3 separate regions of the Homo sapiens genome follow, and all the other regions are linked to region 1. The links are chromatin contacts, found by Hi-C or POLR2A ChIA-PET in ENCODE. All regions are on one chromosome and are shown on one strand. Each heading gives the region's core, a stretch centred on a gene start or an enhancer-like site at or near the end of the contact. The rest is flanking DNA. Distances are from core to core; before and after follow the strand shown. Region 1 holds the start of TMEM39B (transmembrane protein 39B). Region 2 holds the start of TRAPPC3 (trafficking protein particle complex subunit 3). Region 3 holds the start of TAF12-DT (TAF12 divergent transcript).

Evidence for each region. Hi-C counts contacts between places; a loop is a spot of excess contacts on that map. ChIA-PET counts read pairs that join two places held with the same protein, here RNA polymerase II (POLR2A). Pooled maps may share reads with other maps.
Region 2: a loop to region 1 is called in a pooled map, with 4 times the contacts of the local background. The contact joins the promoter of TRAPPC3 here to the promoter of TMEM39B in region 1. A Hi-C loop is called at or near these places in 1 of 50 pooled maps. POLR2A ChIA-PET finds 5 or more read pairs at or near these places in 2 of 52 experiments (BJ and activated B cell).
Region 3: a loop to region 1 is called in a pooled map, with 5 times the contacts of the local background. The contact joins the promoter of TAF12-DT here to the promoter of TMEM39B in region 1. A Hi-C loop is called at or near these places in 5 of 50 pooled maps. POLR2A ChIA-PET finds 5 or more read pairs at or near these places in 2 of 52 experiments (PC-3 and activated CD8-positive, alpha-beta memory T cell).

Annotation. Positions count from the first base shown.
Region 1 is chr1:32,071,396-32,074,382 of GRCh38, forward strand. TMEM39B (transmembrane protein 39B) reads left to right here and starts at 1,544. Exons shown (of 9, transcript NM_018056.4): 1 at 1,544-1,656. The coding sequence starts at 1,653. RefSeq lists an enhancer at 943-1,548.
Region 2 is chr1:36,147,886-36,150,872 of GRCh38, forward strand. TRAPPC3 (trafficking protein particle complex subunit 3) reads right to left here and starts at 1,601. Exons shown (of 5, transcript NM_014408.5): 1 at 1,452-1,601. The coding sequence starts at 1,493. RefSeq lists enhancers at 1,271-1,931, 1,285-1,364, 1,495-2,154.
Region 3 is chr1:28,641,704-28,644,690 of GRCh38, forward strand. TAF12-DT (TAF12 divergent transcript) reads left to right here and starts at 1,553. Exons shown (of 2, transcript NR_146730.1): 1 at 1,553-2,060. It overlaps TAF12 (TATA-box binding protein associated factor 12), which reads right to left and starts at 1,364. Exons shown (of 6, transcript NM_005644.4): 1 at 1,289-1,364. RefSeq lists a silencer at 2,914-2,987.

The DNA.
Region 1 (2,987 bases), core at 294-2,793:
GGGAGGTCGAGGTGGGTGGATGATTTGAGGTCAGGAGTTTGAGACCAGCCTGGCCAACATGGTGAAACCCCGCCTCTCCTAAAAATGGAAAAATTAGCCGGGCATGCTGGCGGGTGCCTGTAATCCCAGCTACTTGGGAGGCTGAGACAGGAGAATCGCTTGAACCCGGGAAGCGGAGGTTGCAGTGAGCCGAGATCGTACCACTGCACTCCAGCCTGGGCAACAGAAAGGGAGACTCCAGTCTCAAAAAAACAAAACAAAACAAAAACAAAAATTAGCCGGGCATGGTGGTGCACGCCTGTAATTTCAGCTTGTTGGGAGGCTGAGGCAGGAGAATCGCTTGCACCCAGCAGGTGGAGGTTGCAGTGAGCCGAGATCGAGCCACTGCTCTCCAGCCTGGGCAACAGAGACTCCATCCCCTCAAAAAACAAAATAATAAAATAAATACACCCTCCTGCCTGAGGGACCTTGCACTAACTATTCCCTCTGCCTGAAATGCCCCCTTTCTCCAGAAATCTGCACCACTGACTCACTCATTTCCTTCATGTGTTTACTCAAGTCAACTCTGAAGCCTGCTCTGCCTGCCCTATTTAAAACTGCAACCCCATCCCCCTTTCCTGTTTTTCCTTCACACCATTCCCATCTAACATACTACAGAATTTACCAATTTTGTTCATGTCTATCTCCTCCCACTTGACTGTAAGCTCTATGACTATTAATGAAATATCTACTAATTCATTCAATTAATTGAATACTGCTATTAAGTGCCAAGCACTGTGCTAAGCAATGGAGCTACAAGATGACTAAAACTGCTTGTAGGTCTTGTGAGGGAAGAATCCTAATGACAATAAATGTAGCTCATTTAGTCAATGCTTCTCCAAACATCGTGATGGCTAATACTAAAACAGACTCAGTTCTGCATGCTCTATTTCATTTAACCCTCACCGAAACCTACACGGTGACCATCAGCAGCCTCATCGTAAAGCATAAAAAAACAAGATTGCAAGGCTGGGAAATGGCAGTCAGGATCTGAACCACGGTGTTGACAATGAGAACGGTGAGTAACGTCAAATGTGAGAAATATTTAGGACTTAGGCTCACAAAGACTAAGGCAAAGATCGGATGTGGGGGCCGAGGGAGGGAGGAAATGACTCCTGGATTTTGACTGGGGTGGACTAAAGCGCAGTGAGGCCTAAGAGAAGGATGAAGCGCAACGTGGGGCTGGGCTGGAGGTGCCTGCGGACCGGTCAGGGATATGGTCCACCCCTAGGGGAGCGGAGAGGCGGCTCCGCACCCTCCTCCGGTCGCCGCCGCCCCGGTCCAGGAGATGCTGAGAGAAGACACGCACGGGAAGAGCAGGAGGTGGGTTCCGTTCCCCTCCCTCTTGAGTCTCTTCACCAGCAGCTGCAGGAAGGGCGTGGGGGACCGAGAGACAAAGAGCGCGCAGGCACCGCCTCCGTCCGGGCGGCCCCTTTAAGAAGCGCGCGCCAGCTTCCAGCCCGCCTTGTATGCAAATGTAGCGGCGCGGCGGGAGCGCGCGGCTGATACCCGGGACTGGGCTGCGGCGGTTAGTCCTCTCCCGGCCGCCGTCGCCTCCGACATATTGCCCGCAGGAGCTGCGGCGGCGAAGCGGAGAGCACCGGGGGGAGGAGATGGGTGAGCAGAGCGGCTCAGGCTCGGCCTGGCAACGAGCGGGCGCACGGGTTAGGATGGCCAGGCTGCTAATTGCTGCTCCACGCGGACAGGAGCCCGGTGACGGGAGGGGGAGGGGATGCGAGCGCAGACGGGATCCCGCCCCCTCCTGTCGTTTTGCGGGGTGGGGCCTCTGTTGTGGGGGCGGGACATTGGACGGTGGGCGGGGCTTCTAAGACGAAGCCCTGTGGGGGCTTGGGCTTTCGTGAGGACCAGCTCGTCGGGGCTAGAAAGGGGGGCGGGACTTACCAGTGGGCGTGGCTTCAGCGCTAAGGGTGGAGATTCTGGGCAGGGGGCGCTAGTGCAGTCGGCGTTTCTGGGTTGGAGGGGTTACACTGGGGGCGGTGGAGCGGGGAGACTTCCGACTGAGGGAGCCCATTCTGGAGTGGGGCTTCTGGGCTGAGAGGGCTTTTATTGGCTTGTGGGCGGGGTTTCTGGGCTGACAGTTGTGTGTAGGCGGAGCTTCTGGGCTGAGGGGCTTTATGTGGGTGCAGAGCTTCTAAAGAGAGGAGAGTGGGTGTGGGCAGAGCTTCTGGACTGGACTAAGGGTGTTTGTGTGGGATTTTCTAAGCCAAGTATAACAGCGTATGAACAGAGCTTCTGGTCTGGGGGTTTATGGAGGGCAGAGCTCTTCGCCAGGTACTTTTTAGAGACTTGTGGAGGTTTATAATTTTGGGCATACATCCAAGCCCAAAATTGGCTCCGAAGTGTGGGAAACGCTTCCGAGCTGAGATGCTACGGCGTGGGGTGTATGTGAATGGAGGCTGCTGTGTTACTGTGAAGAGGTATGAACAGGTTATAACTTTTTAAAAATATGTATATGTATGTATATATATTTTTTAATAGAGACCGGGTTTCGCCATGTTGCCCAGGCTGGTCTCCAACTCCTGGTCTCAAGCGATCCTCCCGCCTCGGCCTCACAAATTGCTGAGATTACAGTCGTGAGCCACCACACCCAGTCAGGTTGTGACTTTTTTAGGTGCTTAGGAGCTTTGTGCAGAACTTTTGTGCGAAGTGGTGCGTGGGAGCTTGGGCTAGACTGCTCAGCCTAGTAGGTCCAATTTTTCAGTCCACAGCCACAGGATTCTCCCAGCCATATCCTTGACCCTTTATTTAGGCCCTGGGTCCTGCCCATGAGATCCCAGAATGCCCTTTGAGCTGAATCATGGGGCCCTGGATGAAAAAGCTGTCCCAAAGTTACCCAGAGTTATAGGCCTCCAGAAACTTATGTCTGAATGGGGCCCAATGTGTACCAGAGTTGAGAGCACACGACCCAGCCACGATACTGTGACATA
Region 2 (2,987 bases), core at 351-2,850, 4.1 Mb after region 1:
GATTTTTGTTAAAGATTTCAATATTGATTTCAGGCTTAAAAAATGGATAAAATGAGAGCAAAGTACAAAAACTAACCAGGAAGACCTCTACTCATCTCATAGGAAAAGGAGAAAGAAACATTTACCATGCCCCTCACATTTTACACCATCCCATTTAATATTAGGTAGACATTACTATCCCCATTTTATAGATAAAGAAATTGAAGATCAATCAAGTAAGTCAGAATTCCAACCAAGGTCCATGTGTTTCCCCTTACCTGACATTGTTTCCTAACAAAATATTCTCGTCTTTTGGCCGGGTGTGGTGGCTCACCCCTGTAATCCCAGCACTTTGGGAGCCTGAACAGGCAGATCACTTAAGGCCACGAGTTCGAGACCAGGCTGGCCAACATGGTGAAACCCCGTCTCTACTAAAAATACAAAAATTGGTCAGGCGCAGTGGCTCACGCCTGTAATCCCAGCACTTTGGGAGGCCGAGACAGGCGGATCACCTGAGGTCAGGAGTTCGAGACCAGCCTGGCCAACATGGTGAAACCCCATCTCTACTAAAAATACAAAAATCAGCCAGGCGTGGTGGTGGACACCTGTAATCCCAGCTACTCGGGAGGCTGAGGCAGAAGAACTGCTTGAACCTGGGAGGCAGAGGTTGCAGTGAGCCAAGTTAGTGCCACTGCACTCCACCCCGGGTGACAGAGATTTCGTCTGGGGGCGGGGGGAGGGAGGGAAGAACGAAAGAAAAATGACCTAAGTCTGCAGCCCCAGCCCCTAGTCCAACTTTATAGGACCATATGGTGTCCAAACTATTCCCTGGGAAAGAAGGGAGCCACCCACTCCATTAGAGGGGCACCACTCACTGCTTACTCTGGCCCATCTCTTATTCCATTGAATAAAACGTTCCTTTCTGGCACGACCAGTATCTGAACATCTCTCACAATACCCACGCCACAGTACGAGACACTGTAGCCTAAGAGTAAAGCCTAACAGTCAGCTCCTAGCATTAGCTTTGGAGTTAAACACGGGTCCAAATCCTAACTTCCCAGGTGTAAATATGGGCAAATTACGTAAGCTCTCCAAGCTGTAAAACGGCAATGTTATCCATCTGATAGGGGCTACTCTGCAGATTAACTGAGATGCTGTAACGTGCGTGGCCCGGTGCCCAACACATAGTAAGAGAGAAGTTAAGTGGCAGTTATTGGTATTTATTACCGTCGTTGTTGTTGGCTTAGCACAGAGCTGCACTCAGGCCTTGGGGGCGGGGTCTCCTCCGGGGAACTTCTCCGACGGTCCCCTCACCTGCCTGGAACGCCCCCGGAGTGACCCAGCAAGAGGCTTCCCCTTGCCAGAGCTCACAGGAAGGCCCTTTTCCAAACGCACCTCGCGCTCGGCGCCGGGCCCCTTCCCTGTACGCCTCAATTTCGCCCCGCCCGCCGAGGTCACGCGCTCCAAGTTACCATTTTCTTGCTCTCGGTGCCACGGTTCGCCTGCCTCGACATGGTGCCGGCCGCCCCGCCCCACTCGCCTAGCCACGGGTTAGCTCGGCGACCCCTGCAGACGCCGGAGCCTAAGCCGCTGCCCCTCAGCCCACAAGACCGACCGGCACTGACTCACTGCGCCTGCGCGGCCTCCCGCGGGGCACCACGGGACTAGTGGTCCGGCCGACGTGGGCAACTCCCGCCCAACAAACGTCAGACTACAACACCCAACAGCCCCTTTGGCAGCACCGCCTCTTAACACAGTCAACTACAACTCCCGGAGTGCTCCGCGCGCGCCTGCCTGGTAGAGCCCAGCTTGCGCTGGGCAGCATCCTGGCCGCTGGGTGGCGTCCGCAGCCTTCGGTAATCCTGGGTCACACACACGCTTCCTCCTTGTCCCCCTCCCCCCGCGCCCGGCTCAGAGATGATGCTCCACAAATTCCTCTCTCGCCGGGGTTGGTCTTGGAAAGTCCCTCTTTCGAGCTAGCGTCTTCCGCTGTTGCGATTCAGCTCCAGAAGCTCCCAAGATGTCCCAGAAAACTAGCAATGACTCACACAGAATTGGCTTCTTCATTAGAAAAATATTTAATGACCTACTATGTGCCAAGCATTTCGCTAGTGTCTTTCTCTTCAGACTGCCAAACCCCAAATGATGCCAGCACCTGCCTTCTACCACCTGTGGCCTCGTGATGGAATATCCAGTCTTTTAGGTAAAGTTCAAGTCACTTTCTCCCCCTCCCTCCCCCTAGAACAGCTACACTGCCTGGTTCCCAGAAAACAAAGATCACTAACTGTCGTGGCCGTCAGTTCTGAGTTCTAATCCCAGCTTTGCCATTTTAGGCAAGTTGCTAAATCTCTCTCAGTTGTTGTAAAGACTGGTGAGCCACGCATGCCCAGCACTTGGGCGCATAAAAGGCATAAAAGAAACGTGTATTCCCTTCCAGCCACCCTCCAAAAACAAGCCAACAAACAGGCACCAGAAACACGAAGGGAATGTGCTGGCTGAACTCTCACCCATCACCAAGGGGAAGTCTATAGTCCCTGACCACAGCTCTTTGGTTTCAGCTCCCGCGGTCTCTCAGCTGGTCAACTCTGAGGAAGCTGGGCTGGGGGGTCCCTGAGCACTCTCTGTTCACTTAGGCCTGGTAGCCTGACTGTAGCAGCTGCATTCTGGCCCCTAGCCCTCACCATGACAACCAGCCTGTCCAGACACGAGCCAGCCAGGCTAGGGAGGGCTGGGGGGCCGCTGAGGCTGCAAGCTGGTGCCCAGGGTTCCCCCAGTCCCTCCCTCAGGGTGCAGGACCAATCATTATTATACCCTTTTCCCCAGACATTCTGTTTCCTCCCTAGAGGCAGTGACCCCTCACTCTCCATCCTGTGTAATGCCACAGGGGAGGGAGCCAAGGGCCGAGGGCTCTGGGAAGGAACTTGAGGGTTGGTTGGGGTTGGGGGAGGAAAGCAGGAGTCAACTAGCCCCCAAGGGCCAGCTCAGCTAGACAAGAGCCCTCTGCATTC
Region 3 (2,987 bases), core at 303-2,802, 3.4 Mb before region 1:
AGACTGCTTGAGCCTAGGAGGTTGGAGGTGCACGGGGCCAAGACTGAGCCGCTGCACTTCAGACTGGGCGACAGAGAGAGAACCTGTCTCAAAAAAAAAAAAAAAAAAAAAATTCCCTCCTGAGTTTGAAGATAAAGCAAAGATTCTAGAAGCATTTAAGGAACATTAACCAAGCATCTCATTTGCTACGCACAGAAGGGTACTGTATTAAAATTATGATCTAACTAACCATTGCCTCACTGTAATCCTAAGCCTCTTTGAACCTTAGCCTTCTTAAATGTAAAATAGGAGTTTTTAAAAGATGATCTTTTGGGACTCTTCCATCACTGACATTCTTTTATTTGAGATGCAGAGATCTGTGCTCATTCAGGGTTGAGTGGAATGGGATTTAAAGCACTTATCAAGTACATAACTGAGTTCCAACTGTTTTCAACTTCACATCTGATTCCCAAGAATGAAGCAGAAAATGAAGATGTTTGCATATGGGCTTCCTAGATTGAGTATCTGACACAAGAAAAGCTTGCCAAGAGCCAAGTAGGCAGTGCGAAGGAGAAGTTGTCTTCCCCTGAATACGTCCTTTATCTCTCTGGGTTCAGGGAATACTGTGAAAAAATGGATCACTAAATCTTTTCCAAACCCTTTCCCTTTACTTTGTAGGCTGATCTCATATCCATGGTCCCTTAGATCCAAGGCTTTTAGGAGCTTGGGTACTCACAGCCCTGTTCCGAGACTCAGGAACTCGGAGTCTCAAAGCCCGGATCCCGTCCCCAAAGAAGCCCCAGTCTTCACTGCCCGCTTCTGTTCCCTTCCAAACTCAAGTTTTCTCTGTCTGCTTCTGCCCCTCAGGAACCTAAGTCTTCGCTGCCCCGTTTCTGAATCCTTAGGAGCCCGGGTCTTCACTGTCCCGCTTCTGCCTCTTAGGAGCCCAAGTCCTCACCGCTCCACTTTTACCTCTCCGGAGCCTGTGTCTTCACGCCCCGTTCCTTTCTGACCCTTTCCTCGTAGGAGTGCGGGTCCTCATAATCCTGCTCCTCTCAGACCACTTTCCCTCAGATGCCGGAGAACTCGCATCCGTCCCCGTTCCCTAAGTCCCGTCTTAGAGCCCGGGTCCCCACAGCCGCGTCTTCTCCGAGCCTGATCCTCTCAGTCAGTCCCTTCCCAAGAGCCTGAATCCTCACAGCCCCGTCTCGTCCACAACCTGGTCCTTCGAACACTGACCCACTGTAGGTCTGGGTCCTGACTCCCTCCTCCCGCTCTTGTTCCTCAACTGCCAGGGCCCAAGACTCACAGGCAGCAGCGTCTATCTCCCCATGATATGCAGAGACTGCCCCAGTGAAGCGTTCGTCTCAGCAGCCGGTCCGACTGCGCGGCCCTCCCCGACTACTTCCGGCACCGCTCCCCGCCTCCAACCCGGAAACGCGCGGCTCTTCCGGCCGGCGGGCGCGCGCCTCGCTTGCGCAGGCGCAGACTGCCCTCCGACACGTGGTGGCGATATTGAGCTGTGTGTAGGTACACCCTGCAGCTTGCGCTTTTAACTGCTTGTGGTTGAGTGGCAGCATGAGCGAGCTCTGCGTATTCCAACCCGGCGTTAAGAATCCTTCACTAGCTTTTCTTCCCGACGCTGCTTATTTATCTATCGGTAGCATGACGGGTAATTGACGCCCTCGGATGGCTTTGAGGTCGCCATTTTTGGTTGGTGCCTTTGTCTTGGTGTCAGGACTGGGATATCATCTGGGACACATTACCCCACAGGTATCCTGTTGGACCTCAACGAGGAAGTTGGCAACAGAGGAACCAGGAGATGAGAGAGATCGGTTGGTTGTGCCTGTGAACTGGCAATTCAGTAGTAACAATTGAGTGCTTACTGTTTGCCGGGAATTGTGCTAATCCGCTTACCTCCGTTACGCCATTTAATCATTTAGAGGAGACCTGTGAGAGATTAAGCAAAGTTCTAGCTAATAAGTGCAGAGCCTCAGCTTGAACTCAGAACTCACTACTAAGCCAAAGCCTGTCCTGTAGCATTCTCTAATGCTTTCAGTTTTTCGGCTGTCAGATGCTTGGTGAGAACTGCTGTTATGTGGCTCACGCCTGTAATCCCAGCACTTTGGGAGGCCGAGGAGGGTGGATCACGAGGTCAAGAGTTCAAGACCAGTCTGGCCAAGATGGTGAAACCCCGTCTCTACTAAAAATACAAAAAATTAGCCGGGCGTGGTGGCATGCGCCTGTAATCGCAGCTACTCCGGAGGCTGACGCAGAGAACTGCTTAAACCTGGAGGGGCGGAGGTTGCAGTGAGCCGAGATCGCGCCACTGCACTCCAGCCTGGGCGACAGAGCGAGACTCTGTCTCAAAAAAAAAAAAAAGAGAACAGCTGTTATTTTTTACTGTATGCTGGAATGTTAGGCATGCAAGTAAGACCCAATTCCAGCATCTGTAAGGTTCACAGTAAGATGGAGAAGAACCCACAAACACACCAAAAATTGTATAAAGAGCTGTGACAGGCCAGAGTGAGCCACATAGAAATTAGGAAGAGGTGCCCAGATTGGTGCGGCATCCTGCCCTGTCTTTATATCTTCCTAATCCTCATCCTACCACGTTCCCAGTCCACCCTCTACACTGCCACCCAATCCAAATTCTCAGATTCAAGTCCTCATGAACATTGGGCTCTAAGCTGTATTCCTAGCCTTATTTCCTTGCCACTGCTCTCCATTCTTTTTAGGGTCCGGCATACCACTTTTTGTTGTTGAATGCCTATACATCTTTTTTAAGACCCAGGTTGAATGTATATACGTTCATTTGACAAGTGTTTGAGTCTCATTGTGTGACAAGCCTTTTGCTATGTGCTGAGTACATAACTGGTGGCTAAGACGGATGATCTCTGTCCTTAGAAAGTTTGCAACCTAGAGTGGGAAACAGACCATTAGCAACTGCACAAAAGGGTGATAGAAGAGAATACTGGAATAAGCCAGACTTATCTAGCTGGCTGATG